Linked DNA regions of Mus musculus: region 1 is linked to region 2. Evidence: chromatin loops called from intact Hi-C (ENCODE). Cell type or tissue: left cerebral cortex. All regions are shown on one strand.

The links. Hi-C counts contacts between places; a loop is a spot of excess contacts. Peaks named below come from ENCODE experiments on the same cell type or tissue, not always from the same donor. Only the 100,000 strongest peaks of a DNase experiment are listed, where the experiment ranks them.
Region 1: a loop joins it to region 2, with 5 times the contacts of the local background. A loop is called at or near these places in 4 of 42 quality-filtered maps.

What each region holds. Positions count from the first base shown.
Region 1 is chr2:16,354,660-16,362,659 of GRCm38, reverse strand. It overlaps Plxdc2 (plexin domain containing 2), which reads right to left and starts at 6,356. Exons shown (of 14, transcript NM_026162.6): 1 at 5,423-6,356. The coding sequence starts at 5,534. In left cerebral cortex, CTCF peaks have their summits at 3,123 (motif pointing left), 5,173 and 7,333; DNase peaks (open chromatin) are centred at 4,504, 5,052, 6,381, 7,567 and 2 more places; H3K4me3 peaks cover 4,957 bases; H3K27ac peaks cover 4,122 bases.
Region 2 is chr2:15,092,561-15,100,560 of GRCm38, reverse strand. No RefSeq gene overlaps it. Among named protein-coding and RNA genes, the nearest start is that of Arl5b, 41 kb to the right of the region's middle. In left cerebral cortex, a CTCF peak has its summit at 3,873 (motif pointing left); a DNase peak (open chromatin) is centred at 3,782.

The DNA.
Region 1 (8,000 bases), 1.3 Mb before region 2:
CAAACGAAAGCACCCTTACTAGACTGGTACTCTGTGTTGGTCTCCCCAGTGGATTAGAATCACTGTATGGGGTCAGAACGAAGGCACTCACTGGAGAAAGAATGTCCAGGATACAATGCTCTAGAGATAATTAAAGCTAAATTTGGAAGTGGAGGGTTGTGTTCAGAACAAAAGAAAAGTTTGGAATTCATCAGATTCAGACTAAGTGGACCTCGAAAAACCAAAAAAAAAAAAAAAAAAAAAAAAAGACTAAGTGGAAAAGCAGGTTAGTAATACATAACTGAATGTACTGTAGAGATTTGATAAGATTCACTTCTTTCTGACTTTCCAAGTAAATTGAGGATGATATTTTAAGTGAGTAAAGATCCCTTAGTCTGCTTTCTGTTTATGTACCAGAATCCCTGATACTGCCTTGGACGGAAGAGAGGTAACTAACCACATGGTTGACACAGAAAACTTTGAATGTGTTAAGTTACAAGCTCGTCAGAGAATAAACCAAAGCTTGGCACTTGATAATAAATAATTAGTCACAGAATTGTCATTCTGGCATTAAGTATTTTTTAACAAGCCTGTCTTGCATTGTCACAGCACAGAGGAGAAACAGAAAACAAAGAAGAGACAACCACTCAGAGACAGGGGTCAGTCTACAACAGCTGCCCTGGAAAACTGCCCTAATCTTCGGAACAGCCCTAGTGTGCTTAAAGGCAATACCATGTTTCAGTGCTGTTTACTTGGGAACCAAATTTCAATCTGCAGTTTGGCTGGACCCAGCCACAACAAAAACATGCTGAAGGTAACAAGCTCATACGCAAAGTACAGGAGAGAAAGCCTACTTATCAGTTGACCGCTGAACATAAACTGGACTTTGAACTCTTTTAGGAGTCCCATATTTGAAAGGTAATAAGTTGGGCTGAGGATGTAGCTGAATGGGAAGAACACTTGCCTAGAATGTCTGAGTCCCTGGGTTTGGTCACCCCACCCCTGAACACCACAAATAAGCAAGAACTAATAAATCATAGGTCAAGACCAGTGGTTTCAACCTTCCTAATGCTTTGATCCCATATTACAGTTGTGTTGTTGTGTTGTTGTGTTGTAGTGACCCGCAATCATAAATTTTTTTGTTTTGCAACATCATAACTGTAAATTTGTCATTGTTGTGAACAGAAATATAAAATATCTGTGTTACTAATTATTAGTGCGAGCTAATTCATGTTAAATGTACATAATTATTTTTAGGAATTCTGCCATTTGATTTTGCTTCTAAATTCTGCCTATTCACTACTTAGGTCTTACCTCTGTGAAAGGGTCATTTGACCCCCAAAAGGGGTCACAACCCACAGGTTGACAATCTCTGATCAGGAAGATATAATTAAATAAAGTTCAAATAAGCATCATTAATAATTATTAGGGGCTGGAGAGATGGCTCAGTGGTTAAGAGCACTGAGTGCTTTTTCAGAGGTTCTGAGTTCAATTCCCAGAAACCACATGGTGGGTGGCTCACCACCATCTGTAATGGGATCTGATACCCTCTTCTGGTTTGTCTGAAGAGAGCTTCTCTCTCTCTCTCTGTGTGTGTGTGTGTGTGTGTATGTGTGTAAATTATCATACCAGGTAATGGTTGAACTTCTTTCCCTGGGGAGGCAGAGACAGAAGGATCTCTGACATTGAGGCCAGCCTGGTCTACAAAGTGAGTTCCAGGACACCTGAGGCTTCAAAGGCTTACTCCATGGACAAACAAGCCAAATAAAAAATACAATAAAAATAGAAGGCTTAAGGCAAGTAGACATCTGCCAGAGCATTGGGGCACTTTGCTAGACCTACCTAGAGCATACACTCTGCTTTTAAATTATTATTCTATGAAGATAATTTTTAATATCCATTTCCACCTTATTGATTAAAAGCAATTTATGTTAAGAATTACTTAAAAGTCTCCCAGGAGCATACTGAGGTCAAAAATCCATCCTGAACTACAGCGATAATGTTATTCCATTTAGTCTTGCAAGTATTTATTATATGCCTGTATGGTACATGCTGCAGCAGATTCATAAAGATGACAAGGGACCCTGATTGCAGGGACCAGTGTGCTGGTCTAATAGAATTATGATAGAGATGGATCAGTACAAACAAGAGAAAACACCATAACCAACAGACATACAAAGTCCTTAAAGTTCTTCAAAGGAAGCAGTAAGTCAGAGTATAAGTTTAGGTAGAGATAGGACTAGTGACAAAAAGAACAAGAGGATGACAAGACAGTAGGAACATGTGGCCCTCACTCAGGGAATATTTGGTGAGAATTCAAGAATACAGAAGGTGATGGGGTGGAGCATTGGCTCATGCCCTAAGCTCATGGTCTTCAAAACAAGTGGAAAATCTCAAGATCACAGCTGTGGGCCAATTCATTCATCTTTAAAAATAGTGCTTCTGCAATTGGAGGTAACATTTAGAAACAAAAAAGGGTGCATGTTGTCTACATCTCTACAGGGGTCTGTTTGATTCTTACAGAGAAGAAACTTGCAACACCTTGCATTTCCAATTACATTCAAGCATATTCTCAAGGATGAGGAATAGTAACATCCATTCCTTATGTATGGACAACTTATGTATGTATGATACAATTACAATAGCTTAAACGATGATGTTTATTATGTAATAATAGTTATAAGCCTCTATGCAGGCATCCAAGGACGAAAATCCTACTCTAGACCATGTTTCTGTAGCAATATAACTTACGCAAACTCAAGCTACAAAAATCTTTCTCAATTTTATGTTAAGTATCTTATGGAAAGTTGTGAGTCATTGCTAGAGAAGAACAATTAACCCGCAGATGCAATAATCTGACCCACACTTGCTTTACAGGAAACACTCATGTGGATTATCTCTATGTTATAAATTTTTGTTATAGATACTGATGCTAACAGAAACTTCAGCCACAGGAAATCAACAGGAATATTGCTAACTAAGCTGGCCCACTTCACTGGAAAGGAAGCACAAAAAATATCCAAGCAGAGAAAAACACAGTGAAAACAACAAGAAAATGACAGATTAAATATGAACTACATGTCCCTAGAACACAAAAACATTAGAAACAGGAACAGAGGAAATTAGTGGTTTCTCTGCCCTCTGGTGGCAATAAAACCAACCACAGCATTAGAAAAGTAAAAAGCACAACAAACAAATCTGTTATGAAATCAGATGTTTGCCCTTTGCCAAAATGCCCGTGGTAAAAAAATAAAACCCTGATTGTCGCATGCTACCTTTCACCTTCTGAAGTAGTTTCAGGATATTTAATTTTCAGATAAGTCATCTTACAGTGGAAAATAGAGTGTTTTCTTTTTTTTTTTTTTCTTCTGTGTTACCTTTCTGTGTTATATATTCAGTAGGTTAAAATCCCCGAATTCCGAGATAATTTCATAAAACTTCATGCGGAGTGTTGTTTGATTTATAGTTAATTCCCCGTCCCCAATCCTGTGAGCACAATGTTTCTAAGAGGTCCACCAGAAATAGTGAATTAGTTTAAAATGCTGGTGTATTTATGTTATCAACAAAGGCATGCCATACTCCCCAAAGCCAAAGCTTTCCACCAGCTGGTCTGCTCTGTGTGCAATGAATTTCATCCTCAGGTTTGCCTTAGAATAGCAAACTTAACATGGGTGCCAGTATATTATATACTCAGTAGTTAAATGAAAATTCCTAGTCTCTCTTTTATGTAGTTTTGCTGTAAATATATTATTTGCTTCCAGTACCAAAGAAGTTTTTAAACAAACAACTCAGGATGAATGTCCCCTCCTTTTTTGCAAAATTGCTTTGCATATTCATTTACTCCAAATAAGCTTATGGAGATGACTACTGCATCTTTTAAAGTGTTGCTTTCTGAAGAAAGTAAAACTGTTATTTTTTTCAGCCAATGCAATGTGCCAAGAAAATAAACAGAAATATGGTGTGCTAATATAAATTATAAATAGCCAAGAACTTATGTTCATTGATGAGGATGACCAGAGGTGACAAAAAAAATCCAAGAATTTTAATCTCAGCTTTTATCCTGTGGTCTTCATGTGCTGGTCCCCAGCACACACACACACACACACACACACACACACACACACACACACACACACACTTAAATAGGAGCCAGCCTTAAATAGGAGCACCAAGAAAGTAATTTTTTTCCTCTCTTAAAATTTGCAACTCAGGTACACGCATGACTTGGATTATCCTATTTGTCTCAAGATGGTAACATTTTATTCAAGGTTTTTGTAAACTCTTATTCTCACCTGGAGTCCCCAGGTGTACCTCCCGGACTTCTTTCTGTGACTCCTTGAAGGCTGACAGCTGGGTATACATGCATACTTTCTGAAGAACCATTTACCAGTCTTTCTTGAATTAAACAAAGAGGTGTACAGAGCAAAACAGAACCAAAGTGATTGTCCTAACCAGGAAGTTTTCCTTTCTTTTTCTCTTCAAGTGCTCTTTGCTCTCACTCCTGCTGGGAGTCTACAAGAGTTCACAGATTCCTGCCCCAGTGTTTCACTGACCTGCCTGTTCATTTCTTTGCTGAAGGGCAGAGATGGGGAGCAATCTGTGGGGTCACAGTGGAATGAGTGGTCTTGGGAGAAAGCTGGATTAGCCAGTCCCTGCTCAGTAGGAGGACACTTCACTACCACACACCTAACCAGACAGATCACCAGGGCACAGGGTGCGGCCAATTGCAAGTATCTGGAGGCCCTTCTCCTCCAGGGACAGTGTCAAGAAACCCTGAGGAACTGCTGGCATGTTGGGGCCTGTCTGTGAAACAGACAGGCAGAGGACAATGGGGCCAGGGCTTGTCCTCATAGGCACGACTGGTCCCCATCTTCTCCACCTCTTCTCTATCCCTGAACCCCGCTGCTTCTACTGCATCCACTTAGTAACCCCACAATGAGAAAACTAGTGAGGATAGCCTGAAGGAGGGATGTGCAGACACAAGGCGTTTTCCCTTGGCACGGGGCGACCTGCCATCCCTGACTGTCATCAGATTGTTCATCCATCCATCCCTTCCGCGGCGCACAGGGAAGAGCCTCTGAGCTCCAAGGGATGAGAATCCAGAGGGGAAACAACCTGATGTAACCAAGATTCAGAGAGGTATCCGCAGCAGCAGGCTCTCTCACACCCCGACCTCTTTGGGCTACTTGGGGTTAGGCAGGACCACCCCCTGGCGCCCAGGTGGAGTAAGCATCATAGCTTCAGGGAAGTCCTGGTTTCCCACACCTTTTGATCAAGCAAACCTCTTTCCCCATTCGAGAAACTCAAGTTTCCCAGAAAAACAACTAGGATAAGTTTCCCAAGGGCAGATACTTTGGGTGGGTGTGAGATGAGGATGGAGGTTCGAAGACACCGGAAGGATCTTCAGCCACACACAAAAACAATTGAGAAAAGTACTTCTTACCATTGGTATGGTGTCCAGGCTCCCCGTGGGCGAACTGGAACCGGTCTGTTAAAAAGTGACAAAGTAACATAACTCCTGCTGCGGCCAGGTCGGCCCTCCGGAACCTTGCCATGCCGCTGCCGCGACCTCTCTCCCCTGCCCAACGAATTTTTTCTTGAGACCCTGGGCTCCGGGGTTATCCCTGGGGATGGGGCGACACGGCCGAGCTCTGCTGGTGAGTCTTGGGTGGGATCCGGAGGCCTCTGACAGTTTCGCTAGGATTTCACTCCGGGTAACAGAAGTGAAGGAGAGACAGCTGAACCCTCTCCGAACTTCGGGAGCTCTCACTGCAACTTGTCACCCTCGCAGCCCCCAACTGAGACACAATCAACCAAGTGAGGGGAGGAAAGGTCACTTGCAGTAGGGTCGGCAAACTCCCGGGTCCTCTCAGGCAGCGCCACCCGGGCGCCCACAGACGGTGACTTCCGAGCGCCCGCGACGCGCTCCACTGGGTTCAAAACAGATCTAATTCCACTGGCTGCGCCGGTGCTGTTCCAGATTCAAGAGGGCGCTGAGCACCGGAGGAACTTTCCCAGACTTAGGTCTGGCCCCGGCGGGTGGTTGGTGTTCCCGAGAGAAGGAGGTTAGTGGAGGCTGGAGAAACCCCTCTGACAAGTTTTTCTTCTTTGCTTCGCCCAAGGCTGAGCGCGCGTCCTCGCCCGCAGCCGGAGGGATGGGCAGCTCCGGAGAGTAGAGCCGGGAATGCACCAGCTGCTGTGAGCAGAAGAGAGGTGGGGGTGTTTTTTAAAGAAAAAGAAAAACGGGAAAGTGAGGTTGCAGCCTGGTAAGAGAGCCCCTCCGGGCTAGGCAGGAGGTGGCTCCGAACGCCGCGGAGCCCCAGGAGTTTGGTGGCGGAGGCGCCGCCGCGCTCCCCCGCGCTCCAGCTCTACACTTTGGGGAGGGAAGGCGGCTTGCCATTTGCTAGATCTACCGCTGAACCCTCCTCTCTTCCCTCCGCCCTCCTCCCTCCCCTTCTCTCCTCCAGGCTTCTCCCACCTTCCTCCCAAAACCCGCAGCCAGCACCAACCTGTCCATTGGCTGAGCTTTTCTCGGGGGAGAGGGGGCGCCAGAAAAGTCTCCCACAGATGAAGCCCGAGAAGACTGGCTGGGGAAAGCCAGAGGACCATTGCGGCCCCAAACACCCGAGGACTGGTGCGAGTGGGGCGGTGGCAGATTCTAGTCTCCCGGACGCCATCCGCCCACCCGGTTCATGACCTTTGCAGAGGAACCGATGCCGCCTGCACCCTCCAGGCTTCCGTGGCTTTTGGGTGTCAGCCTGCGGGTAGAGAGGGATGAGGCCCCCCAGGGAGCGCCCACTATCTTCTGATTTCCGCCTGGGCACTAAAGGGTTAATAGTATTTCATCCCTCACTGAGGGCTGGTCTGGCAACCGTTGGGTGGCGGGGGAGCAAACCTGAGTCGCTAGGGTTACTGACATCCCCCAACTCCCAGCCCCCATCCCATCAAAAGCCCCTCCTACCCCAGACCCGCACAGAGGGAGGTGGAGGTGGCTCTGGGCTGCAGGGTCCTGAGGCCGCCACCGCGGTTTGGTAAAGTGTCAGAAGGAGGGAAAGGGAGAGTTTAAAGAAACAGGAAGCCCATTGAATTTCCTATAGGGGGTTTAAAGGGTTTTTGCTTGCTAGTTTGTTTTTGTTTTTTCAGCTTGAGGGTCTGCTTCAGCATTAACCCTTTCCAGGCCCCTTATCCGCTTACATTTAATTTAATTTAATTTGCATACACTTAGCCATCTTTTAATGGGGCTAAATAGAAAGCAAAGAGACAATGCATCCTTGGTGAAAAATACATGTTCTGGAGCACTGCCTGGGCTAGTACTTCAATTTTTTTTCCACAAGGAGCAATTTATTTAAGCTTTAAGCCTCAGGTCTCCAGGCATCAAATCAGGAAGATTTTATACTGAAGTTCATAGAAGGTCCTAGAAAGGAGGATTAGCCAAGTGAACTTAATTTTTTAAATCATCTGCTAGCCTGAAGAGAAATGCTCTTTCTTGAAGACAAAGGGAGAGCTAATTTAAACACATTCGAAAGTGTTCTGGGTTCAGCCGATGCTGTAGCTTGTTACTGTCTTGGCCTTGCCATGCTTTGAAGAATGCATGCATGTATGCTTTGAATCCATCTCAACATCTAGCAAAACCCACTGGAAGTGGGCCAAGATTACTGCAAAATTCGATACAGAAATTTTTGCCTTTCCACTGAAAACATTAACAAGCCTGTTTTCTCTAAAATAAGACTCGTTTCTCTATTTTGGGATATTTGTGAAGGTTTAAATACTCCATGCTTACACCTTTTATTATTCCAAGATGCTTGATAAATCCTGAGCTTTCTTCTGAGTGGTTGATGTCCTCTTGCCAACCAGACTTAAGACTGTAATTCTCTTATTTTTGCTCTACCAAGAGTGTTTTAAATCCTCAATTACATCTCAATCTGTGTATCTAGAGTATTTACATCAAGTTTAAAAGAGTGGTTTCCTAATGAAAAATTAATGGGACAGTCATCGATGTTGAGTTTTCCTTCTGCACTTTG
Region 2 (8,000 bases):
AGTTTAATCATCTATTCTTCCTGCTACAGTGGCAGCTTCCGAACAACACGATGTTTGTTGTAGTCCCTGCAATCTGCCAGCCCCTAGACTATCAGGTAGCACATTACAGGAAACAAACTAACATAGAAACTCACAGTTAGGCCTAATATTAACAGTGAGCTCAACAGGATCTAGAATCTCCTGGGAGATGGGCCACTGAGGTAATGATGGAAAATAACCTTTATTAGGTTAATTGGGGTGAGAGAGATTCCCCATGGTGGATGCCACCATTCCTAGGCCTTGAAACCTTTCAAGGAGAAAGGGAGTTGAGTTCAAGCCCTTGTCATTACTTCTTGACTGTGGCTTTAAGGTGGACAACAATTTCAAGTACTTGCTACTGTGGCTTTCCCACAAGGGTTGACTTGACCCTTGAACTGTCAGCCTGGATAAAACCTTTGTCTGTTAAGTTACTTCAGTCATAGTGTTTTATCACAGTGACAGGATAAAAAACTAAGAAGCCCGTTCAGCAAAACGGGGTGAGAGAAACTTAAATCAAATGAGATTCCAGAAAGGCAAGACTTTCCCCTCCAGACTTGACAAAGAGCTTTGTTGCATAATAGTATTTTAAATAAGTATCTGTTGTTGAAATTCATGAATAAATGCCAAAATTCAAAAGAGCCACTGCTTTGGATTCTTACAATGTGCAGTAATACCCCCATATATATATGGGATGTTATAATATAATATATATTATAATAATACTATATATATTCAAGTTGAGAAAGAAACCTCCCACACACCTCAAAAGAAATGACCTATGAATTTGCAGAGAAGTCTTCTAAAATCTTTGAAAGGCATAAAGGGCAATTCAAAATTGCTCTTTTCTGGCCTAACCTATAAGTGAGTGGCGGTGAAAAGACTTCTTAGAGAGACTAGTCTAATCCTGCAATCTAAGAGCCATGTGCAAAACTCCTTTGCAGAAATGAATTTAAAATCCCTGTAATATCACAGCCTGAGCCTGAAGATGGCAAAGTCCTAGTGTTCTTCCTGCTTCCTTCCTTCTGTTAGCACAGGAAATGCTGTCAATCATAGCATCCTTTCCCGTGGCACTAGATGCTCCTTGAAGGATCTCCTAGAAGTCATGGCCACAAGAACTCTAGATATCCACGTGTTATTATCCCCTCTATGTTAACAAAAACAAAAAACAAGTGAAAAACAACAAACAAACAAAACTGTTATAGACCAAGGAAGCACAGATCATGTTTTTCTCTGTTGCATAAAACAAAATCACTGAATGTAAACATCAATACTGCAAATCTAAAATCCCCAAATTAAATTTTGTTTTGTTTTATTTCTCTCTGAGTTTTGTTGTTATTTGTTTTGTTTGGAGGTAATTTCTTAGAGGTGAGGCTGACCTCAAACTCACTAGGTATGTATCTCAGGATAAACCAGAACTCCTGATCTTTGTATCTTTACTCCACAAGCGCTGAAATCACAGGTATATGCCACAAAGTTTAATCTCACTGATCTTCATTTTGGAATACATTCATTCCAAACTTTTTGTGTGAGAACAAAAAAGGATCCCTCTCAAAATGAAACATCACTCTTCAACTCATGGGTATATTTCTTTAGATGTTTGAGATCAAAGTGATGAATGTGACTAGTATTCAAATAATTCAATTTATAAGAATCTACAAAGTCACTGTGATATGGGACAAAGTATTCCCAAGTTAGAATAGGCTATTGGGAGATAGAAGAAAGCTAACAAATGCCCAATAGTAACTATAATGTGAGAGGACACCTATGGTACCATATGCACATAAATAACTTTCAGATGTGAATAATTAAAATTCCTAATAATAAAGTGGGCTTTGTTCTAAAGCTTATTGCTAAGGTTGGAAAATAAAAATAAAAAAAGGTCAGTAAGCAAGTTTGTGACAAAGAAGCTGTCTTAGTTCCTGTTCTGTAGCTGTGACAAAATACGATGACCAAGGCAACTTACCAAAGAAAGCATTTAGTTGGATTTACAATTTCAGGAAGTTATGGTGGCAGAAACAGCTAAGAGGTCATATCTTGATCCACATGTTGGAGACTGAGAGTCTTTGAAAACACACTTGGGAGTCTTTGAAACCTCAAGGCCTGTCCCCAACCTGTTTCCTTCAACAAGGCCACACTTCCTAATTCTTCCCAAACAGTTCCAGCAACTGGAGACCAAGTATTAAAACATATTCACCTGGGACAGGGACACTCCTACTCAACCATTACAGAAGCAAATGCCATAGCATAATTCATCTAGAAAGAGAATTTTTTTCCAGGTATGGTGGCACATGCCTTTAATCCAAGCAATGAGGAAACAGAGGAAAGCAGATCCTTATGAGTTTAAGGCCAGCCTGATCTATGAAAAGTGTTCAAGGACAGTCAGGACTATTAAACAGAGAAACCTTGTCTCAAAAAAGAAAACAACAAGAGAGAGAGGCAGAGAGACAGAGAGACAGAGTCAGAGAAAAAGAGAAAGAGACGAAGAGACAGAGAGAGAGCACAGAGAGATAGACAGAGAGAGAGAGAGACTGTGGGCACCAGCAATTTTCATTTAGTAGCAACAATAGATGTCAGTTAACAGTACCACCTGTCTGTTAAAGCCAGTCCAACAGTATCTATGTTTTTGCCAGATAAATGATTAGTAACTGAATCATGATAATGCATGTTAAGCATGCCTAATCCCAAATTCAAGTTTATGTGTGCTGAAATGGCATAAGAAATAGAAAATTCCCTATGTGACTCCATATTTCAAAATTAAAGTATATTAAAAATATAGTATCAAATTCTAAGCCACACATGTAAATGAAATATAAATGAATTTCCTGATTAGTGGTGGGTTCCTTTCCCTACATAGTTCAAGATCTACATACATATATGATAGAGCCAGACTGATTTAAGACTTTTCATAGAGTCTCTGATGAAAGACAAAGGGAACTTTAATTATATATCCTTGTTCAGGAGAGAAGTTAGCAAGGCTAGCTAACAATGGAGACGAGTGCCTTGAAAGAGTCAAAGCTGTGGTTTCTGGGGACCTGACTCTGTCCTGGACTGCGGTCATTAATTCTAAGACAACTGTGTCTGAGGTATCTTGTGTTCTCCTTGCCAACGCTGTGTGATTTGGCTTTCTGCTGACCTTGGCTATTCTCCTCCCCACCCAGCAAATAATATACAAGGTACTCTATTTCTTAATAAACTTTTTGGGGGTCATTAAACATAGCTTATGTAAGACTTCCTGACCCCAGCTTTTATCTTCTCTATCTTTCTCTCCCTAAGCACCTTCCCATCAGGACATTGTCACTGAAGAACAAACTGCTGGTCCAGGTCTGTCTTTCTCTACCTCTGTCTGTCCCTGTCTCTGTCTCTGTCTCTGTCTCTGTCTCTGTCTCTGTCTCTGTCTCTCTGTCTCTCTGTCTCTCTGTCTCTCTGTCTCTGTCTCTCTCTGTCTCTGTTTCTCTCTCTCTCTCTCTCACTCACACACACACACACACACGTAAACATTTCCAAATTCAAACTCTAAGATCCAAACAACCTCGATCCAAGCATTTCACAAACAGAATACTGAACTTATATAAGAACTCTACACCACCAAAAATAACATCAAAATTAGGGTTCAATAAAATAATTAATCACTTGGATCTCTCAGGGATCCACCAAGGCCTTTCCTTTTGAGGATGTATTAGTGGAATGGTTTTATTAGTGGAATGGTTTTATCCTTACAAAAGAAAATATTTAAAGCATGTTAGTTACATAAAACCCAAAACCTGTAAAAAAAAAAAAAAAAAGGAAATCTTGCATGGACTAGCCAAAAGGTGTCAACAGTACAAATTGAAGTCCTATTCTGCCATCTAGAGGACACAAAATAGCAACAGAAAATCTCCTGAAATCTGAGATACTGTATTTTATTTTATTTTATTTTATTTTTTTTTTTTTGTCGTCACCACTCCCTTTATTCCATTAAATACCATTATAGACCTGCATATGATGAGCTACTAATAATAAAGGTCTATAACTTTCATTATTAGTAGAGATACTGTATTTTAAAAGAAATGAAAGAGGCAGAGAGTTGGCTCCCTCCGCAGATAAAGGCACTTGCTAGCAAGCCTAATGGCCTCAGTTTGATCTCCTGATCCCACATGGTGGAAGGAGAGAACCAGCTCCCCAAGTTGTCCTCTGACCTCCACAAATGTGCTGTCAGTTCACACACACACACACACACACACACACACACACACACACACACACTTTTTGCTAGGTTAATCTCTGTGTATCAAATTTCATTACAGAGAATTTTTTTCAAAAAGGAATTTTTAAACATCCATGGGTTACCTATAAAGCCAGTACCATGAAGACTGAGACAAGAGGATCATAATTTAAACTTAAGCCTGGATTATATAGCAAACTCTAGGCTAACCTGGGCTACACAATTAGATCTTGTCTCAAAAATGCAAAACAAAACAAACAGAAAAAGCAAATGGGGAATATACACCTAAAACTGGGTTTCTGTGTGCCTCCACCTGTTCTGGTCATCTTTGGATACCTGCAATTGCAGATAGGTATTCCTCGCCACTTCTACCTCTTAGCACTGCTCACACATGATCGTTGTTGTGTTTGCAATGTGATAACCATTATTGTTATGGACACTTAATTTTTAATCCCATTGGTCTGAATCGTCAGCCTTCCAAATACTGCTGTAAATGGGGGGGTGGGAAGATAGCTTACTTGTTAAAGTGCTTACCTGAAATGAGGACTTAAGTTCAGGTCCCAAAACTCAGGGGCAGAAGCACATGTCTTCAGTGCTAGGGTGTAGAAACAAGGCAGATCTCAGGAGCTTACTGGCTAGCCAATCTTGCCAAACTGGCAAACACCAGGCTCAGTGAGATATCCTGTCTCAAAAGAGTGTGGAAAGAGACTGAGGAAGATATCTAATGTTGACTTCTGGCCTCCATTTGCATGTACACATGTGCACATACAAGTGCACACACAAAGACATGCAACGTATGCTCCAAAATATGCTCTCATTGGTTCTGTCTGCCAAACGACTTGTTCGAGAGTCCTTCAATTCATCTTGCTTTGAGAGCGTTTGTCCTTCAGCAGCTGCCTGTATTCTTCTTTAAATGTTATATGGCATTTCAACTCTTCATGAGCTAATCGCTAGAGCTCAAGCAGCAAGCAAATGATAAAAAGAGCAAGAATAAGACCAGCAAGAAAATCTACACCCCTCAGTGTGATGGTTTACTGAGTCTCACCTTTCTCATGTTCATACCAAGAAAGAGGGAGAGGAAGGAAAGGAAAGAGAAGACTGAGGAAGGGGACAGGAATGGGGGAGTCAGGGATAAAACCTCTGGAACCACCTGGAAGATGCAAATGACCTACTTATCTTTCTAGTTTACACTCCTTTGAGATGCACCCAACAAGGAGCATTGGAGATCGAGTAAAATAAGGGAGCCAGTTTTTTTCCTTCCATCACGTGAGTCCTAGGGACTGAGTTCAGGTCTTCAGGTGTGGCAGTAAGCACTTTTTACCTAATGAGTCCTCTCATAGGGCCCTCATGACCCTATCATTTCATCTTAAGCTGTTTTTGCAATTCTTTACATGGTAAACTTAAAGCCCTGCTTCTTAGATTGTCTAACTTCCCCAATATTGTCTCCTTTTCCTTGGCTAATTTCAAATAATATTATAATGATAACTATAATTTAATATTACAATAATATTAAATTATAAACTACAATTGAACTACATGAACAGAATATTTGTATCACAATGTATATTGCACATGCTGCCTTAACCTCGCTGGGATGTCTGTGAAATCTGTCATCTCTGCCACAATCCTGGTTCCTCCTTTAGCTGTCAGCTTGGGTTCCAGGTGTCTTCTGAAGCATTTTGTTCTTCAATGACCATCATGCTGTGCATTGTGTTGTTGGGAGCCAGACATGCTTATACTGGTAGACAGACCTTTGGTGTGAAATTCTATGTCCTTGCAGAGGTGTAGGCCATGCTCACTGATGCAGCTGGGACATCACAGACTAAGTCCCCAAATGTCCTTCTTTTGGATTCTGTTGCCTTTTTTTTTTTTTTTAACTATGTTTTGCAGCAGTCAACATCTGTCCCTGGTAACTGGCGATTTCTTCACTCCCCTTGTCTCTGGTCTCTAGTTGCAGGGAAATAAAGCAAAGGGACCCAGCTGTGCTGTGATCTCTGTTCTCTGAGGGCTCTAAGATAGGTGATTATTTTTCAATATTTTGCCTATTATTTTTCGTAAGGATGACTTCTAAGCTCTTTGCTGGACAAGAACCAGTAGTTCCCCCTAAGAAAGTTTTTCAACAAAGCAATCTTATTTCAAAGACTTGCTTCAGGTTCTGTGTTGGTACCAAGCTGACAGGATAAGAGGCAGAGCTAAAGGTTTTGTTCTGTTCGGTTTTAGGTTAGAATGTTAATGCTTTTGACCAACAGCATTTATGAAACTACTGAAATAAGAAAAATATGTAAGTTATTGCTTTTTTATTTATTTATTTATTTTGATTGTACTCACTATGTTGCTTAGGCTGGCCTAAAAAATTCAGTGTCCCTGATTCTACTTCCAGGGTATAGGGGTTCCAGGGGGCGCCACCCTAGCTGCATTTTCAACTTATTTTCTAAGGTTAAACAGACATACAATTGGAGTGCACTGCAAAGCATCATGGTAAATTAGACTCCATAACCACTTTCTTGCATGGAATTTTAGAGTGCTAGGCCTGCTGCAGCTTTCTTTAGATTTCTACTCTAGACTCATCAAGAGGTACTTATAATAATGAATTGAGAAGCCAGGCTGCATCTTTGGAGACCCAGGAAGAAAAAGAAGGGGCATGCAACAAGGATTTTGACCCAAGATTTTAGGTGACTCTAGTGCTGGTCTTCTGCTGACCAGTTCATAAAGACATAAAAAAGAAATAATGATCTGCCATCAGACTGCTTTAAGCAGAGACCCTTTAGGCTAGCCACTCTACAGTATTAAGTCAGTTGCTAATATATGGAAACTTTGGTGTAGAAATGACAACAGTTTATCACAGCAATAAGTGACATTCATTTCAACCCAGTAACTTCTGTACTCTGGACACTCTTTTAAGCATCTTTCTTGTTTTAACTTATTAATATTTTCAATAGCCCAGATGAGGGCTTTGGAGAAATGAAGACACAAAAGTATAACCTGCCCAAAGTTTTACAACTCAAATCAGTGGACATAACTTGTTTAGTACTGATTTAACAACTTTATAGCCTTTCTGGGTCCCACTCCATGTGAATAACTACTGAACTTACAAATTCATTTTATTATCATTTCAATTTTGCAGTTACATGATTTTTATATTCATGTTAGAAGCAACTGGTAAAAGACTATGAATATGTCTAAGATAGAATTATGCTTTTTTAAAGCTGCACTTGCATTTCCCTCTGAAATACTATCCTCAATAAGAGAGTAGAGTCACACCACTATCTCATAGCATCCATGTCTCCTTATAGTGTGTACAAGACAAGTACCAATAGCAGGGCTAGAGTGATGCACAATGTACAACAATAGTTGTTTTTATTACTCTGGGCCAGAATAGAAAGAGTTAACTTCAATTGAGAAGATGAGGCTGTAGGTAGACATTTTATTAATTAGTGATTGATGGGAAAGTTCCCAGCCTATTATAGGTAGTGCCATCCCTGAGCTGATCATCCTGGGTTCAAAAATGAAGCAAGGTGAGCAAGTCACAGGGAGCAAGCAAGTAAGCAGCAATCCTCCAGGTCCTGTACATCAGCTCCTGCCTCCAGGCTCCTGACATTTGAGTTCCCATCCTGATTTCTTTCAAGGATGAACAGTGCTGTGGAAGTCTAAGTCAAATAAATACATTTCCTCCCCAACTTGCCTTTTGGTCATTATGTTCATTCCAGCAATAGAAACCCCCAAACAGCATCCTTTTCTATTTGTTTTTAGCTTCTGCCAACCAATCCCAACTCCCAAATAA